Regions from separate parts of the Homo sapiens genome. Here region 1 is linked to region 2. A link is an interaction called in ENCODE POLR2A ChIA-PET data of the cell type or tissue named here. Cell type or tissue: K562. All regions are shown on one strand. Links, peaks and the distances in the headings refer to the core of each region. The heading gives the core; the rest is flanking DNA.

The links. Peaks named below come from ENCODE experiments on the same cell type or tissue, not always from the same donor. Only the 100,000 strongest peaks of a DNase experiment are listed, where the experiment ranks them.
Region 1: POLR2A ChIA-PET joins it to region 2 with 5 read pairs; 2 of 35 experiments call an interaction of 5 or more read pairs at or near these places.

The regions. Positions count from the first base shown.
Region 1 is chr16:84,279,185-84,283,570 of GRCh38, forward strand. No RefSeq gene overlaps it. Among named protein-coding and RNA genes, the nearest start is that of WFDC1, 14 kb to the right of the region's middle. In K562, for the core only: no CTCF peak of the experiment used is centred there; a DNase peak (open chromatin) is centred at 2,117; H3K27me3 peaks cover 3,713 bases.
Region 2 is chr16:84,165,257-84,169,642 of GRCh38, forward strand. DNAAF1 (dynein axonemal assembly factor 1) reads left to right here. Exons shown (of 12, transcript NM_178452.6): 7 at 527-693. Among named protein-coding and RNA genes, the nearest start is that of TAF1C, 20 kb to the right of the region's middle. In K562, for the core only: no CTCF peak of the experiment used is centred there; no DNase peak of the experiment used is centred there; H3K27me3 peaks cover 1,881 bases.

The DNA of each region.
Region 1 (4,386 bases), core at 75-4,074, 110 kb after region 2:
GGCTCTCCTTCTGTCACTAGGCTCAGCCAATAGGCAGCATTGTGGGGAGTCTGAAGGGGAGGAAGAGGGAAGCCAGGGCATTTCTCCCCATCTCTCTGGACAGGTCTCTCCTTGGACGGGGTTTCTACCAGTGGCCATGCACCCTCCGTGGCCCCAGCTTTACTGGGCAGGCTACTGTGATTCCAGCTTCCTCCTGCAGCCCTAGATCCTGGGTGGTAGAAATGCCCCCTCCTCTGTTTGTTGCTCGCCCTGCAGATGGGGCAGTGCTTCTTGCCATTCATCTCTGGGTTGCCTGGTCATCTCTTATGTGGTTTCTTGGCCCTTCTGTTCCTTGTATAGCCAATTCTCTGCATTAATCTCCTCTGTTTTCAATATCCAAGATTGTTTCCATTTTCCCACTGATTAATAAAAAACCTGTGCCTTTGTTATTAGAAAAATGAAAATATAGGCCAGATGCAGTGGCTCATACCCATAATCCCAGCACTTTGGGAGGCCAAGGGGGGCAGATCACCTGAGGTCAGGAGTTCAAGGCCAGCCTGGCCAACACAGTGAAACCCTGTCTCTCCTAAAAGTACAAAAATTAGCCAGGCATGGTGGTGGGAGCCTGTAGTCCCAGCTACTCAGAAGGCTGAGGCAGGAGAATCGCTTGAACGTGGGAGGCGGAGGTTGCAGTGGGCTGAGATTGTGCCACTGCACTCTAAGCTGGGTGACAGAGCAAGACTCCATCTCAAAAATAAATAGATAAAATAAAAAATAAGCGTTAGAGAAACCATGGGAGGCCTGTTCTTGAGGAAAGGGAAAGGCTGAGCAGGCGCGTGGGCCTGAGCGGGGGCTGTTGCCTTTCCCACAGGCCTGCTGTGTGTGAGCCCCACATGCCCGGCCAGGCAGCGGCTGGGAGCTTGAGTTCTGGATTTATGCGCCCATCACGCTGTGATTTATTATAGGACAGCTTGTTTTTGCAAGCGATAGATTTATTTGCACCAGGCGCTGCATAATAAGGATCAAGGACTCTTTCTTTCTCTCTTTTTAAACTCCTGCCATGCTAACGTGTTCCCCAAGGTCCCTGCCAGGATGGTCATCGGAGAGCTCAGTGTGCTCTACTGTCCCATGGATCACTCCAAGCTGTCACTGACCTCCAGGAAGGAAGAACGAAGGGTTCCATGCGGCGTCTCCATGCAGGTCGTGACAGTGGGGCCCGTGGTTGAATGGCATCCAGTTGAGTTCCTGATCTCTCTTGGGTGGGCTCCTGGCTCTGGATGGCTGCGGATCATCAGGCAGGTCAGTGTCCTGAGCTCTTAGGTAACAAGGGATATTCCCAGGAAAAGGTGGCTCAGCTCAAGCTGAGGCTTCCCTTCCCTGCCAGGGCAGCTCTGTCACTGTTCTCCGGAAAGCAGGTTGGCCAGGTGCATAAGTGGAACTGGGTTCACATCCCAGTCCCACCAGGTGGAATCGGGCAGTGTCTTCACCTCTCAGCCTTGGTTTCCTCTTCTGTTAAGTGGGGTCACAATAGTAATCGGCACCTCAAAGGGCTGGTAAGAGGACTAAGGAGAGACCTACACACAGGGTAGGGCACACAGTAGTTGCTCATGAAATATGAGTCACTCCACTCCCTTTTCCCTTCTGCTTTCACAGCTGCTCATCAGTCTGGCTGGATGAGAACGTGATGTGTATCAGTCAGGATGTAGTTGGTGGTCAGCAAAAGCTCAACTCAACTAGCTTAACCCTAAAGAAGATTAGTTTGTCCCATGTAACAAGAAGTCCAGAGGTAGGCTGGCTCCGAGATTGACTAAATTCAACAGCTCAGCGATATCACCAGGGACTCAGGATCGTCCCCCACCCCGCCCGTCCCCCCACTGCCAAACGCCATCATGTCAGTGTTGGCCTCACCCTCTGATTGGCCTTCCTCACAGTCACAGAGTGGCTGTTGCAGATCTGGGCATCGTATCCCTGCTGGGTAAAGTCCAGACGTGCACCTGAACCATCACTTTCCTGCATCTCTGAGGTATGAGGACCACTTTCCCAGAAGCCCCTAACCTGACTTCCCTCCCACCTCATTGGTCCAAATCAGATGACAGACTGATGCCTGAACCAATCACCAATAAAAGGGGGAAGGAATACCTGGTTGGCTCTTGGGCAATCAGCCACCATCACCACTAAGGAGGGGCTTGCTTTGAAACTCTGCTGTCACTGCCCTTCAATTTCTCCTCTCATCTCTGGATCCAGCAAGAGCCGTTCTGCCCCTCAAGACCCTCATGAGTTTAGAGTCCAGCAGGGATTAGAGCCAGGGGCAGGTGTCATGGAAATTCCTTCCACCATGGCCTCCACTTACTTGACTGGCCGGCTTCCTCTCTTCTGTGGGTTTAGAAGTCACCCGCTGGACACCGCTCCTTCCCGCCCAGTCTTAAGGGGGTTGTCCAATTCCCTAACGTGCCTAAAGTCACTTTCCCAGGCTTTCTTAGGCTTTTGTGTCCTTACAGCATCGGTCTTCATGATCTTTGCCTTCTGACTGATGGCCCCCTTCATGACGGAGGGAACCCGCTGACATTTTGCCCAGGTCCCCTCGCCTACCAGGACCCCTACCCGTCATCACCAGGGCCCGCCATGGGGCATCCCCAGAAACACAGGTGGAGCTGGTGTGTAGGAAGGTGGGAAGCAGTTACTTTCCTGGAAAGTTGGTGTACTCTGGGAAGAGCTTGTGAAATTGCAAGCTCACCTCCTGGGAGACGCATCAGCAGAGGGGGATGGCCTGACGTCCAGCTTTTCTAGACTTACAGTTGGTTATTTGTTAATGACATTCCTGGCAAGTGACAGCTTTGAATGGTTCTGCCTGGATCAGCTTTTATGAAGCCAACACCAACATCTTCCTGGATCGTCTGACTTTGACCTGCCGCAGAGGACCCTGAGCCCCCACCCAGCCCACCACAGCGGGGTGGGGGGATGAGCGATGGACTGACAAAGCAATGACATTGGGGGGCTGGAGCTCACTTTTCTTGCCCTGACCTGGGGTGTGGGGTGTGGGGCGTGGAGTCCTCAAATCGGTTTCTTCTAGCAGGTCCTTTTTTTTTTCTACCTTATTTTTTCATGGAAGTAAAACTCAAAAAGTTAATCAGTGTAGGTTGGGCGCCGTGGCTCCCACCTGTAATCCCAGCACTTTGGTAAGCCAAGGCGGGCGGATCACTTGAGGCCAGGAGTTTGAGACCAGCCTGGCCAACATGACAAAACCCCATCTCTACTAAAAATACAAAAAATAGCCGGGTGTGGTGCATGTGCCTGTAATCCCAGCTACTATACTCGGGAGGCTGAGGCAGGAGAATCGCTTGCAACCGGGAGGCAGAGGCTGCAGTAAGCCAAGATCACAGGTCTGCACTCCAGCCTTGGTGAGACAGAGCGAGACTCCATCTCCAAAAAAAAAAAAAAAAAAAAGTTCACAGTTGGAAAGTGTAAAATTCAATGGCATTTAGTACATTTGCAACGTTGTGCTGCTGCAGATGTGGGGGCCAGGCCAGCCAGGTCTGGGAAGTGTGACGTCAGGAAGTGGATGACCCTCAGGTTGCTGACTGTCTGAGGAAGGCCCTGCAGAGTCAGGGCAGAAGCACTGGGTTGGGAGGGCAGGAGCACCCATGGATGCCTTCGGTGAACATTCTCTGAGCTCCTACTGTGTGTGCGAGGTGCACAGTAGATGAGAAAGAAAACAAAAAAGACTCAGTCCCTGTACTTAGGGTGCCCACCATCCCGTGGGAGAGTCAGGCATTGACAGAAATGTCGCTTCCACCGGGCACGGTGGCTCACGCCTGTAATCCCAGCACTTTGGGAGGCCGAGGCGGGCGGATCACGAGGTCAGGAGATCGAGACCATCCTGGGTAACATGGTGAAACCCCATCTCTACTAAAAATACAAAAAAAAATTAGCCAGGCGCAGTGGCGGGTGCCTGTAGTCCCAGCTACTCGGGAGGCTGAGGCAGGAGAATGGCGTGAACCTGGGAGGCGGAGCTTGCAACGAGCCTAGATAGCGCCATTGCACTCCAGCCTGGGCGACAGAGCGAGACTCTGCCTCAAAAAAAAAAAGGAAAGAAATGTCACTTCCAACTTCAGGGTTGCATAGGTGCTGTCAAGCAGAGGGACAAGGGCTATGAAAGTCTTCTCTAGGGGAACTGAGCTGGCCTGGAGATCAGGGAACATTTCCAGGAGAAAGGGACCGACTGTCTTGCTAAGGGTTGAGATATGAGGAAGTTTTAACAATTTTTTCAGCAAAGAAAACAGGGAAGAATGCCCTGGGGAGCGAGAACAGCGTATGCAAAGGCTCTGGGGTGAAGAGTGCGTGGTGAACAGGCACATGGAGAGGGTCAGTGTGCTGGGCCGAGGAGGAGCGAGAGGGAGCGCCGAGCGG
Region 2 (4,386 bases), core at 69-4,068:
TTAATGAGTTGTGAGGCTTATTTATATTTTCCAGGTACAAGACCCTTATCAAATATATGATTTGCAAGTATCTTCTCACATTCTTTGAGTTGTCTTTTTACTTTTTTTCAGTAGAGACAGGGTTTTGCTATGTTGCCCAGGCTGATCTCGAACTCCTGGGCTCAAGTGGTCCTCCCACTTTGGCCTCCAAAGTGCTAGGATTACAGGCATGAGCCACTGTGCCCTGCTGGTTTTTTAAAATAATACTTTATTTATGGTATACTTTGCATGACAAAAATTTTTAATTTTGATGGAGTCCGATTTCTCTATTTTTTCTCTTGTCACTTGTGCTTTTGGTGCCACATCTAAGAAGGCTTTGCAGACTGTTCCACCTTAAATAATAAAATTTACATGTGGAACTTTTATCCTTGCAGTCACATGTCTGATGCTCACTTTGCTTTGATTTTGAAGAAAATGAGCAAGTTGATCAGACAGTGTATGTTTGGAGTTCACCTCCCCTATTTATGTTTCTTTGTTTTTTAAACAGAGCTTGTGCGGAGGCCTGGGCTAGGGGAGGGTACGCAGCTGAAAAGGAGGAGAGACAGCAGTGGGAGAGCAGGGAGCGGAAGAAGATCACAGACAGCATTGAAGCCTTGGCCATGATCAAGCAGCGGGCAGAGGAGAGGAAAAGACAGAGAGAGAGTCAAGAGAGAGGTATGCGCTCGGCCGAAGACAACAGCCCCAGAGTTCCTTTGAGATTAGGCAAGTCTAAGCTCTCAAACCCAGTCTTTAATCTTGGGAATTTTTTTTTTTTTTTTTTTTTTTTTTTAGACAGAGTCTTGCTCTGTCACTGAGGTTGCAAAGTTGGAGTGCAGCAGTGTGATCTTGGCTCACTGCAACTTCTGTCTCCCGGGTTCAAGCAATTCTCGTGCCTCAGCCTCCCCAGAGCTGGGATTATGGGCACGTACCACCATGCCTGGCTAGTTTTTGTATTTTTAGTAGAGATGGGATTTCGCCATGTTGTCCAGGCTCGTCTCGAACTCCTGGCTTCAAGTGATCTGCCTGCCTTGGCTTCCCAAAGTGCTGGGATTACAGGCGTGAGCCACTGTGCCCAGCCTTGGATTTTCTTTTTTTCTTTTTTTTTTTTTTTTTTTTGGTTGGGACAGGATCTTACTCTGTTGCCCAGGCTAGAGTGCAGTGGCACAATCTTGGCTCACTGCAACCTCTGCCTCAAGTGATCCTCTCACCTCAGCTTCCTAAGTGGCTGGGACTACAGGTGTGCACCACCATGCTTAGCTAATTAAAAAAAAGAATTTCTGTAGAGATGGGGTCTTACTATGTTGCCCACGCTGGTCTCAAACTCCTGGGCTCAAGTGCTCCACCCACCTTGGCTTCCCAAAGTGCTGGGATTATAGGCATGAGCTGCTGCACCTGGCCAGGGATTTTTTTAAAACCATTTCCTCACAACCTGCAGATCCATCTGCAGTTGGCCTCACCTACCTGCCAGCACCAGTGAGAACCTCAAACAGTGATGAGCTGTTTCAAACCACTTTTACTGATTGGAACAGTTTTTCAAAATAAATGATGTATTAGTTTTCTGCGGCTGCTGAAAGTAGGAAAACTCAAATAGGTTGTTTTCTTCTCCCACACTCTCAACACTCAGCACACTTGTGGTCACGCAATGTGCAGGGTGTCCCCACACCCACCAATTCTCTGACACCAGCCGGCTGTCCTGCAATTCATTTCCATCCTGACACTAACCGCACAAGTGATGGGCAATGGTCTCGCAAGATGACTCTCCACTTCCAATGCCAACCGCGAGTCTCAGGGTGTCGCCTGTACTTCTAACAGAATGGCTATAAAATTAGGGTTCCCATGACCCTCTCTTTGGGTTTGATAATTTGCTATGATGGCTCACAGAACTCCAGAGAACACTTATATTTTCTGGGTTATTATATTAATAAAGGATAAAATAAGGGATGCAGATGAACAGCAAGATGAAGTGGAGCTTAGGGAAGGGTCTGTGGGAAGGGGCGGAGCTTCATACCCTCTCTGGCCACACCCCGCTCCAGGTAACTCCAGTGTTCAGCAACTTGGAAGCTCTCTGAACCCCACAGTTTAGGGGGTTTTCCAGAAGCTCCAGCACGTGGGCATGATGGATGATTAGCTCCATTTCCAGCCCCTCTGCCCTCTCTGAAGCCCCAGCTGAAAGCTCCAAGCCTCTTATCATGGCTTGGTCTCTGTGCTCCAGAAGCCACCCCACCCCCAAGAGCCGCCCCATTCGAACAAAAGATGTGCCTGTCACTCTGGATGCAGGTCTTAGGAGCTCTGTGTCAGGAAACTGGGGTTGAAGACCAAATATTAGAACAAAAGAGCCTCCTAGCACCCCTATGTACAGGGGTTTTAGGAGCTCTGTTTCAGAGATCTATGTATCTTGTAATTTCACAGCTGCCACAACAAATTACCACAAAATTAGTGGCTTAAAAGAATACAAATCTGGCCGGGTGTGGTGGCTCATGCCTGTAATCCCAGCACTTTGGGAGGCTGAGGCGGGTGGATCACCTGAGGTAAGGAGTTGGAGACCAGCCTGAACAACATGGAGAAACCCCGTCTCTACTAAAAATAGAAAAAATTAGCTGGGCGTGGTGGCACAAGCCTATAATCCCAGCTACTTGGGAGGCTGAGGCAGGAGAATTGCTTGAACCTGGGAGGCAGAGGTTGCAGCGAGCCGAGATCGCACCATCGCACTCCAGCCTGGGCGACAAGAGCGAAACTCCATCTCAAAAAAAAAAAAACCCCACAAATCTGTTTTACCCTATTGCAGTTCTGTGGGTCAGAAGCCCAAAATGGGTTTCACTGAGCTAAAATCGAGGTGTCTCAGGGTTGTGTACCTTCTGGGGGCCCCAGGGGAGAACCCGCTTCCTTGCCTTTCTCACCTCCTAGAGGCCGCCTGCGTTCCCTGGCTCGTGGCCCCTTCTTCCAACTTCCATGCCAGCAGTGTGGCATCTTCCAGCCTCATTCTGACTCTGACGCTCCTGCCTCCCTATTCTGAGGGCTCTTGTGATTCTTTTGAACCTGCCTGGATAACCCAGGACAATTTCCTGATCTCAGGGTTCTAGATCCTAATCACATCTGCACAGTTCCTTTGTCCGTGTAAGGTAACGTATTCATATTCTGACATTAAGGTGTGAACACCTTTGACTAATATTTTTATTTTTATTTTTTAGAGACAGGGCCTTGCTATGTTGGCCAAGCTGGTCTCGAACTCCTGGCCTCAAGCAGTCCTCCCGCCTCGGCCTCCCAAAGTGCTGGGATTACAGACGTGAGCCACTGCACCTGGCCACACATACATTTTTATATAAAAATGGCAGAAATATGTTGCTTCCTGTCTAGTCTTTTGAATTAGCATACTATAACTATTTTCCATACAATAGACATTTTCTTACTGCATATATTGTCTTTTCCTAACTTTTTGTTTTGAAATGTTAAAAATTTTCAGAAAAGCTGAAAGAATAGTAAAACGGATAGCTGTATGTCTGCATTTATTAATAGATTCTGTGGTTTTTCATAATTTGCTACACATTTGCCACATACACACACACACACACACACACACACACACTTTGCTTTTCCCCTGAACCATTTGAAGATAAAGGCAAACGTCACAGCCCTTAAACCCCCAGTGCTTCAGCGTGCATCTCCTAAGAACTGCCTGCATTCTATTTTCTTGATAGCTGTGACCTGTTCCATTAAAGGGCTGTGCTTGGCAGTGCCTTCCGTAGGCATTTGGCTCCCATTATTATCCATTATAAACAACACTAATGAACATCCCTCAAGGATACTTTTTTTTTTTTTTTTTTTTTTTTTTTTAGAGAGTCTCACTTCATCACCCAGACTACAATGCGGTGACTCACTGCAACCTCTGTCTCCTGGGTTCAAGCGCTTCTCCTGCCTCAGTCTCTCTAGTAGCTGGGATTATAGGCATGTGCCACCCCGCCCAGCTATTATTATTTTTTTGTATTTTTTTTTCACTAGAGATGAGGTTTCACCATGTTTGTCAGGCTGGTTTTGAACTCCTGATGTCAAATGATCCACCTGCCTGGGCCTCCCAAAATGCTGGGATTACAAGCATGAGCTACCATGCCCAGCGCCTCGAGGACACTTTTTAAACTATGTTCCTTATTTATTTATAATTTTTTTTGGAGACAGAGTCTCGCTCTGTCTCCCAGGCTGGAGTGCAGTGGCGCGATCTTGGCTCACTGCAGCCTCCACCTCCCAGGTTCAAGCGATTCTCCTGCCTCAGCCTCTTGAGTAGCTGGGGCTACAGGCACGTGCCACCACATCCGAGTAATTTTTTGTATTTTTAGTGGAGATGGGGTTTCGTCATGTTGGCCAGCCTGGTTTTGA